Regions from separate parts of the Homo sapiens genome. Here region 2 is linked to region 1. The links are chromatin loops, found by intact Hi-C in ENCODE. Cell type or tissue: sigmoid colon. All regions are shown on one strand. Links, peaks and the distances in the headings refer to the core of each region. The heading gives the core; the rest is flanking DNA.

What was found. Peaks named below come from ENCODE experiments on the same cell type or tissue, not always from the same donor. Only the 100,000 strongest peaks of a DNase experiment are listed, where the experiment ranks them.
Region 2: it touches region 1 in a loop (4-fold over the local background); 2 of 110 quality-filtered maps call a loop at or near these places.

The regions. Positions count from the first base shown.
Region 1 is chr10:70,454,052-70,460,621 of GRCh38, reverse strand. It overlaps a transcript of PALD1 not described here. Among named protein-coding and RNA genes, the nearest start is that of NODAL, 16 kb to the right of the region's middle. RefSeq lists enhancers at 4,372-4,897, 4,898-5,424 and a silencer at 5,015-5,309. In sigmoid colon, for the core only: no CTCF peak of the experiment used is centred there; DNase peaks (open chromatin) are centred at 1,021, 1,345 and 2,141; H3K4me3 peaks cover 1,319 bases.
Region 2 is chr10:70,224,229-70,229,586 of GRCh38, reverse strand. All of the region lies in intron 2 of PPA1 (inorganic pyrophosphatase 1), which reads left to right. Among named protein-coding and RNA genes, the nearest start is that of PPA1, 6.5 kb to the left of the region's middle. In sigmoid colon, for the core only: no CTCF peak of the experiment used is centred there; no DNase peak of the experiment used is centred there; H3K27ac peaks cover 1,436 bases.

The sequences.
Region 1 (6,570 bases), core at 1-5,000:
ATGGTGGCTGGGACCAGGTGGTGACAGAAGAGATGGGGAGGAGCAGGTGGATTCTAGAGAGCCATTTTGGAAGTGGGATCCACATGGCTGGTATGAGGTTGGATGTTGTGGTGTTGAGGGAGGAAGGAATCAGGAATCAGGGGCTTGGCTGCAGACAGAACGCTGGAGAAGGCGCAGAGGAGTTCAGTCTTGATGAATGGAGCCGGAGATGACTGTGAGGGAGCCCACGGGAGACGCACGGTAGGCCGGTGGGTGCAGGGGTCCAGAGTTCTGAGGACTGGTCTGGGGTAGACAAAGGCCGGGCACCATGGGCATTGGTGGCTTTTAAGCCCCAGGATGGGTGAGACCCTCCAGGAGAGGCAAGTAACCGCAGGGGAGAAGAGAAGTCGAAGCACAGCCTTGGAGGGCGGGCTTCGAGGGGAGGGGAGGCCTGGGGCAGGGGGAAGAGGCTCAGAAGACAAAGAGGACTGAGCAGGGGCCCAGACGGCGGAAGGGAAGCTTAGCCGCACGAAAGCTAAGAGGTGGGGAGCATTTCAATCGTGTCAAAGGCTGCTGTGCGGCCAGGCAGGGCTGGAGCCAATTTGGTAACACGGAGTCTCTCCTATACAACCCAAGCCAGGGCAGACGCCATGGTGGGTGGAGGCAGGAGGCACACAATGGAACCGGGTGAAGGGTGACCGTGAAGCGGGGAGTGTAGGCACCACGGACAACTGCTGTGGAGAAGGTGCGGCAGCTGGAGGGGAGAGGGCTGGCTGTGAAGATGAGGGCACAGGGCAGAGTGGCGTTCACCTATGGGGTGGCTGAGGGGGAGTACGTGGGGGAACGGAGGACAGGCAGGGCTCCGAGCTTTCCAGCCTCTGTTCCTTCCACTTTCACCTTGTGTCTGCAGTTACCCCATAATAACCACCCCTAACTCAGATGAGGACAGCTGAGTCCCAGAGAAGATCCCAACGTCACAAGGCGGGGGCTCTGCCTAAGCTGGCTCCGCGCACAGCAGGCTGTTTGGAGTCTGCCAAGACTCATGCAAAGGTCATGTGGGCCCCTTGACCAAATCTGGACGTCCTTCCCTCCATGCCAGGTTGGCACTGCCCAGCCCCAGCAACCCCCCCATCCCCACCCATCCGAGGCAGTGCCACAGAGGACAGCAGACAGACCAGGCACGGTCAGAGAGATCCATTTTGAAGGGGCTTGACCCTCCTACTGTCGCGGGAGGGGGCTTTTAAAGGAAAAGAACACAAAAATACAAATGCAAAAATTAGGTCCGGGCCTTGCAAGGGTCTGAAACTTAAGCTTCAATTAGCCTCAGGGCAGCTCCGCCTCTGACTGCAGTGACCTTGAAGAAGTGACTTCACCTCTCCGAGCCCCGGTTCCTCATCTGAAAAGGGAGCCGTCAGTATAGTGCCAGCGGGAGGGCTAACTGAGGTAACTGTGCAAAATGTTTATCACAAAGCAGCGTCCCAGTGAGCGATGGACAAACGGTGGCAGTGGCTCTTATAAACCGGGCTCCCTGGGGCTTGGAGTGGGGTGGGGTGGGATGGGGGAAGGGTGAAGCAGTGGGTGGGCGGATGGCGGGGGATAAAGGTGGGGGAGCCGCTCTCTCCCTGAGCCCAGGAACAGCAGTAATCCCTTGGTTTAGCAGTGCAGCACCGCGGTAAGGCGGTGATGGTGTGCGGGGCCCATCCTGACTCTCCTGCCCACGCACCAGGCCTCGCCTGGCACCAAATGGGGGCCCCCCGCGTTTGGTGGCGCCCCACAATTTACCAAGCAGGCACATCCCACCCTTCCCACCAGCAGCAACAGAATGAGGCCACTGGACAGAAGCCCAGCGAGGGGACGGGACAGATGGGAGGGGACACATCCCGCTGAGGGCAGAGCCCTGGGTAACCCCCACCCCGCCCGACCACAGGGCCTGGGCAGGAGCTCGCGCCGGAGCGTCTCTGTCTCACTAGGCTCTTGTCCCGGCCCCGGCGGCGGGACCGGCAGTGCGGGGAACAGGGGAGAGGGGCGGGTCCCCCTTGGCGGCGACAACGCCACCCGCCCGGCGGGAACACTCACTGCCGCCTCCAGCCTCGGTCTTCTTGCTCCGCAGCCCGTCTGCTCTTCGGCTGACTCACCCGGGTCGCCCTCCGCGCGCTTTCCCACGAGGGCGGGCGCCTGGGCCTCTGCCTCCAGCCCAGCCGGCCGGCCTGGCGCGCTCACCTCACCGGGCTCCGTAGGTCCTGCCATGCCTGGGGCCTCCGCTGAGCGCCTGGGCTGTGCCAGGCGCCCGGCCAGGCGCGGCGGGGCGGGCGGGACTGGGCACCGCGCCGCACAGACCACTATGCCCCTTCGCTGCAAACAAGATTGCGAAGCTAGAGGCAGGCAGGCAGGCACGCCGACTCCAAGTCCAGTGCTCTTTTCCTCTGCCTCAGCCTCCTCCTGCTGACAGCAATCAAGAAAAGTACCCTTTCCAGCCTCATTTATTAAGCATCTATTACGTACACCGGGCACTGAGTGAAAGGGTCCAGAGGGGGCTTCTGTCCCCTGGAAGCTCACAGTCTAAGAGAAGGTGGATAACAGGGAACACGGTGTAAGGACCCTGAGAGAGGCTGACTGGGCTGGAGAAATCCTCCAGGCTGGCTTCCTGGAGGAGGAAGCCTAAAGAATTAAGCAACTTTTTTTTTTTTAGGCGGAGTCTCCCTCTGTCGCCCACGCTGGAGAGCAGTAGCGAGAACTCGGCTCACTGCAACCTCCGCCTCCCGGGTTCAAGCGATTCTCCTGCCTCAGTCTTCTGAGTAGCTGGGATTACAGGTGTCTGCCACCACATTCGGCTAATTATTGTATTGTCAGTAGAGACGAGGTTTCACCATGTTGGCCAGGCTGGTCTCGAACTCCTGGGCTCAAACAATCTGCCTGCCTTGGCCTCCCAAAGTGCTGAGATTACAGACATGAGCCACCACACCCAGCCAACGTTTATTTTTAAATGGTAGTGGAGAGGATGCTTTATGGCCCGGAAAGATGTTCTGGTTTCATAAAAGAAGTAGTTTACAGAACAGTTCACATTGTGTGAATCTTCTAAGTGCACATAAATGCATGTGCACATAAATACCTAAGTGCAGGGGACAGGAAGAATGTACCCCCAAAATATTAACCATGGTTATATCTAGATCATGGGGTTACAGGGGATTTTTCTCTTCCTGTATATACCGTTATATAGTCTGCAAATTTTCTACAGCGAATAGGCATTCATTTTGTGTTTAAAAAGCACAATACGGGATGGGCACGGTGGCTCACGCCTGTAATCCCAGCACTTTGGGAGGCCGAGGCGGGTGAATCACCTGAGATCAGGAGTTCAAGACCAGACCAGCCTGGCCAACATGGTGAAACCCTGTCTCTACTAAAAATACAAAAATTAGCCGGTGTGGTGGCAGGCGCCTGTAATCCCAGCTACTTGGGGGGCTGAGGCAGGAGAATCGGTTGAACTCAGGAAGTGGAGTTTGCAGTGAGCCGAGACCGCGTCATTGCACTCCAGCCTGGGCAACAAGAGTGAAACTCCATCTGAAAACAAAAAAAAAAAACAAAAAAAGCACAATAGCACAATACATAAGAACTAAGCAGGCAGGGGAGGGGGGCAGGGGGGTGTGTGGGAATTGGCTGCATTTCATCAAAGAGTGGGTAGAGGAGAGGGAGAAGAAACTGTACAGGCCCTGAATGTTAGGAGACACTTCCACCCGCTGGCCTCAGAGCTCCACCAAGCATAGGACAGTCAAGTGCGGCGACAGGGCTAGGAATCATCCTAGATGTGGAAACTGAGGCTCAATAAGGTCATGTGCTGGTCAGGGTTGAGCTGGGAGCAGGACCTAGGTGTGCTGCCCCCCATACCCCAGCCTAACTGGTACTAATTTAAACAACCCTCCTGCTCCCCCACCTCTGCCCTCAGGGAGTTTCCTTGGCTGCACTTTCCCATCAAGGACGATTTTCCCAGCAGGGTGGGTCCCTCCAAATTTTTGTTACTGACCCCACCATCCCTGATGGGGCAGCTCAGGACCTGAGGCAGGTACAGGCAGAGAAAGGGTATGTGACCTTAGATCTTCCAGTGGGGAAGGAAAGGTCGGACAGGGACAGAGAGGACAGAAAAACGGAGCTGAGGGGTGGGGTGGGAGGGCAGGAGTAGGCAAGAATAGGCTGGGAAGGTTGGGCTGGAAGCTCCCCTGGGAGGGAGGCTGGTGTGGCCAAGACAGGAGCTGGGGGGAAGTGGCCCTGCGCTTGGAGCCTCCCTCACTCCTCATAACCCCAGCGCTTTCTGGCTCTGAAACAGCAGCCTTGGTCAGGGAGTGTTTGCAGCGCAGGTTGGTGGGAGAATGATTGGGGGATGGGGGCATGAACACGGGAGCAATGGGAGAAGGTCGGGGAGGCCTTGTAGTTTTGTAACATCTCGAATCATGAGGAGATGATCTCAGCTTTAGATTGCCCATTTCCCATTCCCTAAAGATATGTGGGGTGATCTGTGGGCAAACAGGCACAGATCGCTCCTGCCACCCCTGACACTCCTGACACCCAGAGTAAACGGAAAGGGCCAGGAGAACATGCTGGTGTCTTAGCTGTTTGTCCCTCCTGATGGCCAAGGCAGGGAATGGAGTTTAGAATCAAAATAGTCCTGGGTACCAATTCTAGCCACTTAGTACCAACTTGACCTTGGGCAGGTATTCCAAGCCTTCATTTTCTCATCAGTAAAATGGGAATAATTATACCTACAGAATGCAACATCAAAGGAGCTCCTTGGAGTCATGCATTTAACATAGTTACCCTGTACCTAATTTCAGAATAAAAATGAGACAAGTCTGAAGCACTCAGCACCATGCCTGGCACAAATTTGGTAACAATTGGCTTCAAACAAGTTTGTCCATCTATGGGATGGACACTCAATTGGCACAGCCCCCACTGCTGTCCTAATTCCCAAGTGTCCAGAGGTTTTGCTAGTAGCCCTAGAATGAAAGACTCTGAGGGTGGTTGGTGGGTGAGAATGTATGCAAGCCACTTCCAGTGAATGATCTACTCAGGGAAGCTACTTCCGGCCCCACTGGGTCTCTGCTTAATCGTATTAGCTCTCCCAGGCTTCCCTGCATACCCAGCCAGGTATGGGGTATGTGCATCTTCCTCACCTGCCTTTGAAGCCTGGGGCCCTTTGATGTTAGTGGGGAATGCACCAGCCTGGGGCTCTTGAGAGCTCTGCGGTCAGTGGCCAACAAGGAACAGGGACTGGGGAGTTTGAGATGATGTAAGTGCCCCCAGCCCCTGCCTGTGTGGGCTTTGGAGTCAGACTGCCTGCACTCCAATCCCAGCACCGTTGTTAATGAGCTGTGTGACCTGAGGCAAGTCACCGAGCCTCTCTGAGCCTCCGATCCCTCATCTTTAGAAATACCTATCTCATGGGTTTGTGAAAAGCCAGAGAGCTAAAGAGAGGGAGAGAGAAAGACAGAGAGAGAGACGGAGAGAGAGAAGAGATTATGCTGTTTCCCACCTTACTCTTTGAAAGAGCAAGGATTCCCGGGTCCCACCCCAGGGCCCCTGAGGCTATAGACCTACAAGACTGATATCCTTAAAAGTTTTAAAGCACTTTTAAGCTCTAATAGAAGTACGTTCTATTAAGTATACTTCTATTTCAGAAGTATAAATGCTACAAACTTACAAAGAACATCAAAGTTTATTTAAATTTTTTACACATTAGTTTTATGAATTTCAAATAAGATATATATAGACATATATAATTTTTTTGAGACAGAGTCTCACTCTGTCACCCAGGCTGGAGTGCAATGGCACGATCATGGCTCATTGTAGCCTTAATCTCTTGGGCCCAAGCTATCCTCCCACTTCAGCCTCCTGAGTAGCTGAAACTACAGGTGCTTCCCTCCACACTTGGCTAATTTTTGTAGTTTTTGTGGAGACGCTGTGTCACCATGTTGCCCAGGCTGGTCTCGAAGTCCTGGGCTCAAGCAACTCTCCTGCTTCACCCTCTCAAAGTGCTGGGATTACAGGCATGAGCCACTGTGCCTAGCCAAGTTTTATAGTTCTAAAGTTCATTACATTTAATTTCATTTTTACAGCTTTAGTAAAATACACACAACTGCGAATATTTTCTTTTTTTTTTTTTTTTTGAGGCAGGGTCTCACTCTGTCACCCAGGCTGGAATGCAGTGACATGATCTCAGCTCACTGCAACCTCTACCTCCTAGGCTCAAGCTATCCTCCTGCCTCAGCCCCTGGAGTTGCTGGGACTACAGGCACGCACCACCACGCCAGACTAATTTTTATATTTTTTGCAGAGACGGGGTTTCACCATGTTGACTAGGCTACAATTGCAAATATTTAAAGTGTGCATTTTGATAAGCTTTGAGATATATATAACCATCACCACAATTAAGAAAATGAATAGGCCAGGCACAGTGGCTCATGCCTGTAATCCCAGCACTTTGGGAGGCCAAGGCGGGCAGATCACCTGAGGTCAGGAGTTTGAGACCAGCCTGCCCAACATGGGAAACGCCGTCTCTACTAAAAACACAAAAATTACCGAGTCACAGTGGCGCACGCCTGT
Region 2 (5,358 bases), core at 1-5,000, 230 kb after region 1:
AGTTAATACAGGTAGGCACACAGACTTCTAAAAGGACATAGCTGTTCCTGTATACACCAGTGAGAAGAAACCTAACTTTAATACAGATTGGTAGGCTTACCACAAATTGTAAAAGTCTTTACTTTTCTAGGGGAAAAAGAAGTCTACAACTGTATACACCAGAATAGCTGAGTGTGGGGCAATTGTAATCCCACTTGGGAGGCTGTGCTGGGAGGATCACTTGAGTCCAGGAGTTTGAGACCAGACTGGGCAACATAGCAAGAACCTGTCTTAGGAAAATAAATAACAATAAAATATATATCAAAATAGTTATGATTCGTGGGACTGCCAGTGACTCTTGGTTTTATTTTCATTTTTGTCTTTTTATATTGTCTAATCTTTTTACAAAGAACATGTGTTATAAGAACAACTTTAAACAGTCATTTTAAAAAACACATCTTTTCTTACTCTCCTTTCCAATGGAAGCAGTTTGTACTGTATTTAGCAACTTAACACAAGGACAAATATCTTATTCTTTTTCTACCTTTCAGTTTTTTTCCTTCAGTAAGGAAGTTTGATTCACATTGAGTACAAAGGTTTTTGAGTTGTAAGAGTTACATAGGTTATTGACTTTCTTTAGCTAGATGTCAATATACAACACGAACATCACTTTGCAGTGCACGTCTAGAATAATAGTAATTTTGTTCTTGTGTGTGCTGTCTTACTGTTTTTCTGGGCCTGACTATTAGATAGAAATAGACACATTCATTGCACTTCTACCAGGAAGTTTGCTGCAGTTCTGTACTGCCTGAAATTCCAATTTTTACATTGCTTCCCAGGAGCCTTCCTGGGTAAGACTCCAATTAGAGGCAATGGAGCAAACAGCCCTAGGCCAATTATGTGCCACAAATACAGGAGGGACTTCTAATTGGCATGTGTTTTTCCTGTGGGAGTGTCAGAGTGGTATTTATTCAGAAACTCGAATTTGTTACATCTGATTTCCTGGGAGTTGATATAAACTGCAGAATCCTTCCCTCTTCAATTGGCCCCATTGGGTTGGCTTGAATTATCTGCTTGTTGTATAATAGCATGTATATCATACTGTAGCATCTCAGACCATTTTGAGCAATGAAGAGGTATAAAATGATGACCCTAAGTTTATTGATAATACCCTGGCATACAGGTATGCTACAGGTAGGAAAACATTTTCTTGACATAGAGCTATTTTCCCAGTGTTCTAAGTGACTGTATTCCTACCAAGGACCAGAATGATCATAGATGTTTTGGTACCTACTCTTATTGCTGCTTCAGGTTACTCCAAAATAGGAAACAGGCTACATTTTGGTGTCCTGTTAAGTGTGTTCACTTAGATTACTCTCAGACACTGAAGCCTTATAAGGGACTGGTTGTGTCTATAAAGTGGATTACTCAAAGGAAGACTCTGCCCTTGGCACGCCCTGTCCCAGCTCAAAAGCACAAGTTCTTATGACTCTGGATTTTACCAGTAGTCTAGACCTCAGTGGACCTTGGGCAGAAGCCTTCCTGCCTGAGAGGCTGGAAGGAATTCTTTTGTTTTGTTTTAAAGGAAGTTACTTGTTTAAAACACAAATAAAGGTGTGGTAGACATCATTTTGGATTATAGCCTTAAAAAAAAAATCTGATTAACTTGATTCATTAGAGTGTGATTTTCTTTCTTTTGTATAAAAAATCTATTGTGATTAAGTTTACATGAATACATTCTCACGGGCTTGGCCTTGGACTTTATTCCTAATATGGTCAGTCATCCGAGGGATTATAATGAGGGAATGTCATGATCTAGTGAGCATGTACCTTTAACACAGCTCAGTCAGCTCCACTAAGGAAAAATGTCCAAGGGCTCATATTGATATCAGACTAAGGAAAAATGCCCAAGGGCTCATATCCATATCAGACTTTTTTTTTTTTTTTTTTTTTTTTTGAGATAGGGTTTCACTTTGTCACTCAGGCTGGTGTGCAGTGGCATGATCTTGGCTTACTGCAGCTTCAACCTCTCAGGCACAAGTGATCCTCCTGCTCCAGCCTCCTGAATAGCTGGAACCACAGGCATACACCACCACGCCCAGCTAATTTTTCTATTTTTTTGTAGAGACAGGGTTTCCCTATGTTGCCCAGGCTGGTCTCGAACTCCTGGTTTCAAGCGATCTGCCCACCTCAGCCTCCAGAAGTGCTGGGGTTGCAGGCGTGAGCCACTGTGTCCAACCCATATCAGGACCTTTTAATGTGGATATTCAGTTTGGCATATGCCATTAGGTAATCAGTCCAGCCAGTTCTGGAAAATCTTGTGACTCGCGTACCCTGCTTTGATTATTTCCGAATCCAGTGGGTAGAGAAGGTAAAGGCAAGGGCTCACTGGATATTTTTAAATTGTAGGGATGTCCTTTGCTCTGGGTCAATTTTAGGATCAAATATAAAAGCACCTATAGCTCAGAGTATCTTCTAACATAAAACTTCTGAGATACCAGAAATTTTCCAAAACATGGTATAAACAGTATGAAACACTGGGTAGATAAAAGCTTTCTCTAAATCTTAAAGTGCTCAAATATCATGACCTGATTTTTTAGTTTTAGAAATCAGATATTTTTCTATTCCATATCTTAAACTTTCATGTTAAATTCTAGTTCTGACAATGTAGGGTTCTATTTTTTTCAGGTGATTGTTGGGAGCGTATAGAAGCATATATAAATATGGAATATGTGTTTCTTTTTTCCCCTTCTGAAAGAAAGTCAAGCCTCTAATCAAATAGATTGATGCTTCAGAAACTTAACAGAATATTATCTGCAATTTGGCATAAATGCATTTTTCTTGGGGAAGTTTCCACGCTCAAAATTATTAGTCATTGCAAAACAGAAAAGTTTGACAACTGGAAATGCAGACCCTTTTGCTTGATTTTGTAAAGACAGGAAAATAAACAGATTATGCTTAGAATATCTGTTTTCAAAATTTAGTCATCATAAAGCTTATCTGAAAAGAAAAAATAGCAAAAATAGCAGCTTTTTCTTTCTTTTTCTTTTTTTTTTTAAGACAGGGTCTCACTCTGTCACCCATGCAGTGCTGTGATCTTGGCTCACTGCAGGCTCCATCTCCTGGGCTCGAGCAATCCTCCCACCTCAGTCTCCTGAGTAGCTGGGACTACAGGCACACACCACCGTACCTGGCTAATTTTTTTGTATTGGTAGAGACAGGCTTTCGCTGGTCTCGAACTCCTGAGCTCAAACAGTCCACCCACCTCAGCTCCCAAAGTGCTGGGATTACAGGTGTGCGCTCCCACACCCAGCCAGCAGCTTATTCTTAATTATGACATGACAAATTAAGTTATTGCTCTACACAGGTACATATGGTAGTGTGTAGTAGCAAATACAGGCATTTGTTTGAGCTGCAATGAGTAGAAAATCTATGTAACTGGAAAACAAATGAGTATTACTAAAAGTTTTGTGTGTATGTGTTTTAATTTCTTTACTTTAATAAGTTAATGATCTCCCTTGGAATCTTAACACAATTTGTTGAACAAATGTTTTTTGGGTTGGTGTAAGTCATGTCTTTCTTTGCTAAGTCACAATTCTAAGTGAATAAGGGGCACAACAGTGTGAACTTCGGTCATCGTATTTCTTTCTGATAGCTTCTCAAATAGACTTCTGTCACTTTCGATGAAATACTTCAGGTATCCATATACTTTTAACAACTTAGAGTATATCCTTCTAGAATCATATAACCAACTTTACAGCCAAAACTTAGAATTAAGAGCCATTGTCATTTGGTGAGCAGTGAATAAGATAAAGTATTCTTGGAAATGGTGAAATCTGGTATACCTTTTCGAAAGCATCTTTATGGGGATGGAACATTTTCTTTTAACTACGTGAGCTCTTCTGATAGGGATTTTATACTCCAAAACTAGTCTATAAGTTCCAAAAAAAAAAAAAAAGTTAAAGCTTGGTTTGGATTAGTTTCTTGCTTTATGTTTATGCTCTAGATAAATTTAGAAGAAAATTCTCTCTACCTCTACTGTTTTTTCTCCAAATTTTATTGCAAAACAATAAAGATTAAAAAATGGGGGGTGGGCTGGGTGCCGTGGCTTATGCCCGTAATTCTAGCACTCTGGGCAGCCTAGGTGGACGAATTGCTTGAGCTCAGGAGTTCATGACCAGCCTCAGCAACATGGTGAAACCCGGTCTTTACCAAAAATAGAAAAAAAAAAATTAGCTGGGTGTGGTGGCAGGTGCCTGTGGTCCAGGAGGCAGAGGTAGGAGGATCACTTGAGCCCCGGAGACGGAGGTTGCAGTGAGCTGAGATCATGCCACTGCACTTCAGCCTGGGTGACAGGTGAGACTCTGTCTCTAAATAAATAAATAAATAAATAAGAGTGGTGGGACCACAGGGTGATTTTTGTGTTTCTTTCTAAGCCTGGTATTTACTAGATTTCTGAAGTTATCTAGAGAAACACACAATGAGTCAACTTGAAAATGCTAATGTCAGCCACTTGGTATAATTCTGTAGTATAGTTCATCGAATTTACCAAATCCAGGGTTAGAAATAAATCTCAATGCTGGGCGCGGTGGCTCATGCCTGTAATCCCAACACTTTGGGGGGCCAAGGTGGGCGGATCACCTGAGGTCGGGAGCTCGAGACCAGCCTGACCAACATGGAGAAACCCTGTCTCTACTAAAAATACAAAAATTAGCTGGGCATGGTGGTGCATGCCTGTAATCCCAGCTACTCGGGAGGCTGAGGCAGGAGAATTGCTTGAACCCGGGAGACGGAGGTTGCAGTGAGCCGAGATTGCACCATTGTGCTCCAGCCTGGGTAACAAGAGCGAAACTCTGTCTCAAAAAATAAAATAAAATAAATAAATAAGAAATAAGTCTCAATAAAGACACATTGAACTTAACTGCTAGGATTTAAAGACGTGCTGTAATTAAATTAAGAGCATGTTCCCTATATATGTACTTAACTGCATTAGTAATAACAGCCTACCAAATGGCCGTAGCCTATTTATTAGTAAACAACTTGTCAGACTACTGACTTGGTCCATAAGACCCTAACCAGTTTGGAGATGAGACGGGGCCTCACCATACTACTGTGATTAATATTCCTGTTTAATTAGTGAAGTTACACACCTAACCAAGATATAGGAGATATTTCTTCTATTCCTGAAACATTTTTATTTTAAATATTTTTGATTAATGGAGTGACATAATGTAGAGTTGTTGAGTTTCCAGTTTCCTTAGAATCTGGACATCTTTAATGTTTTGTTGTAACATCTTGACTACTTGATAAAATGATTGTAAATCTGGGAAGGGAAATAGACTTTTTTTTTTTTTTTTTTTTGTAGAGACAGGGTCTGTC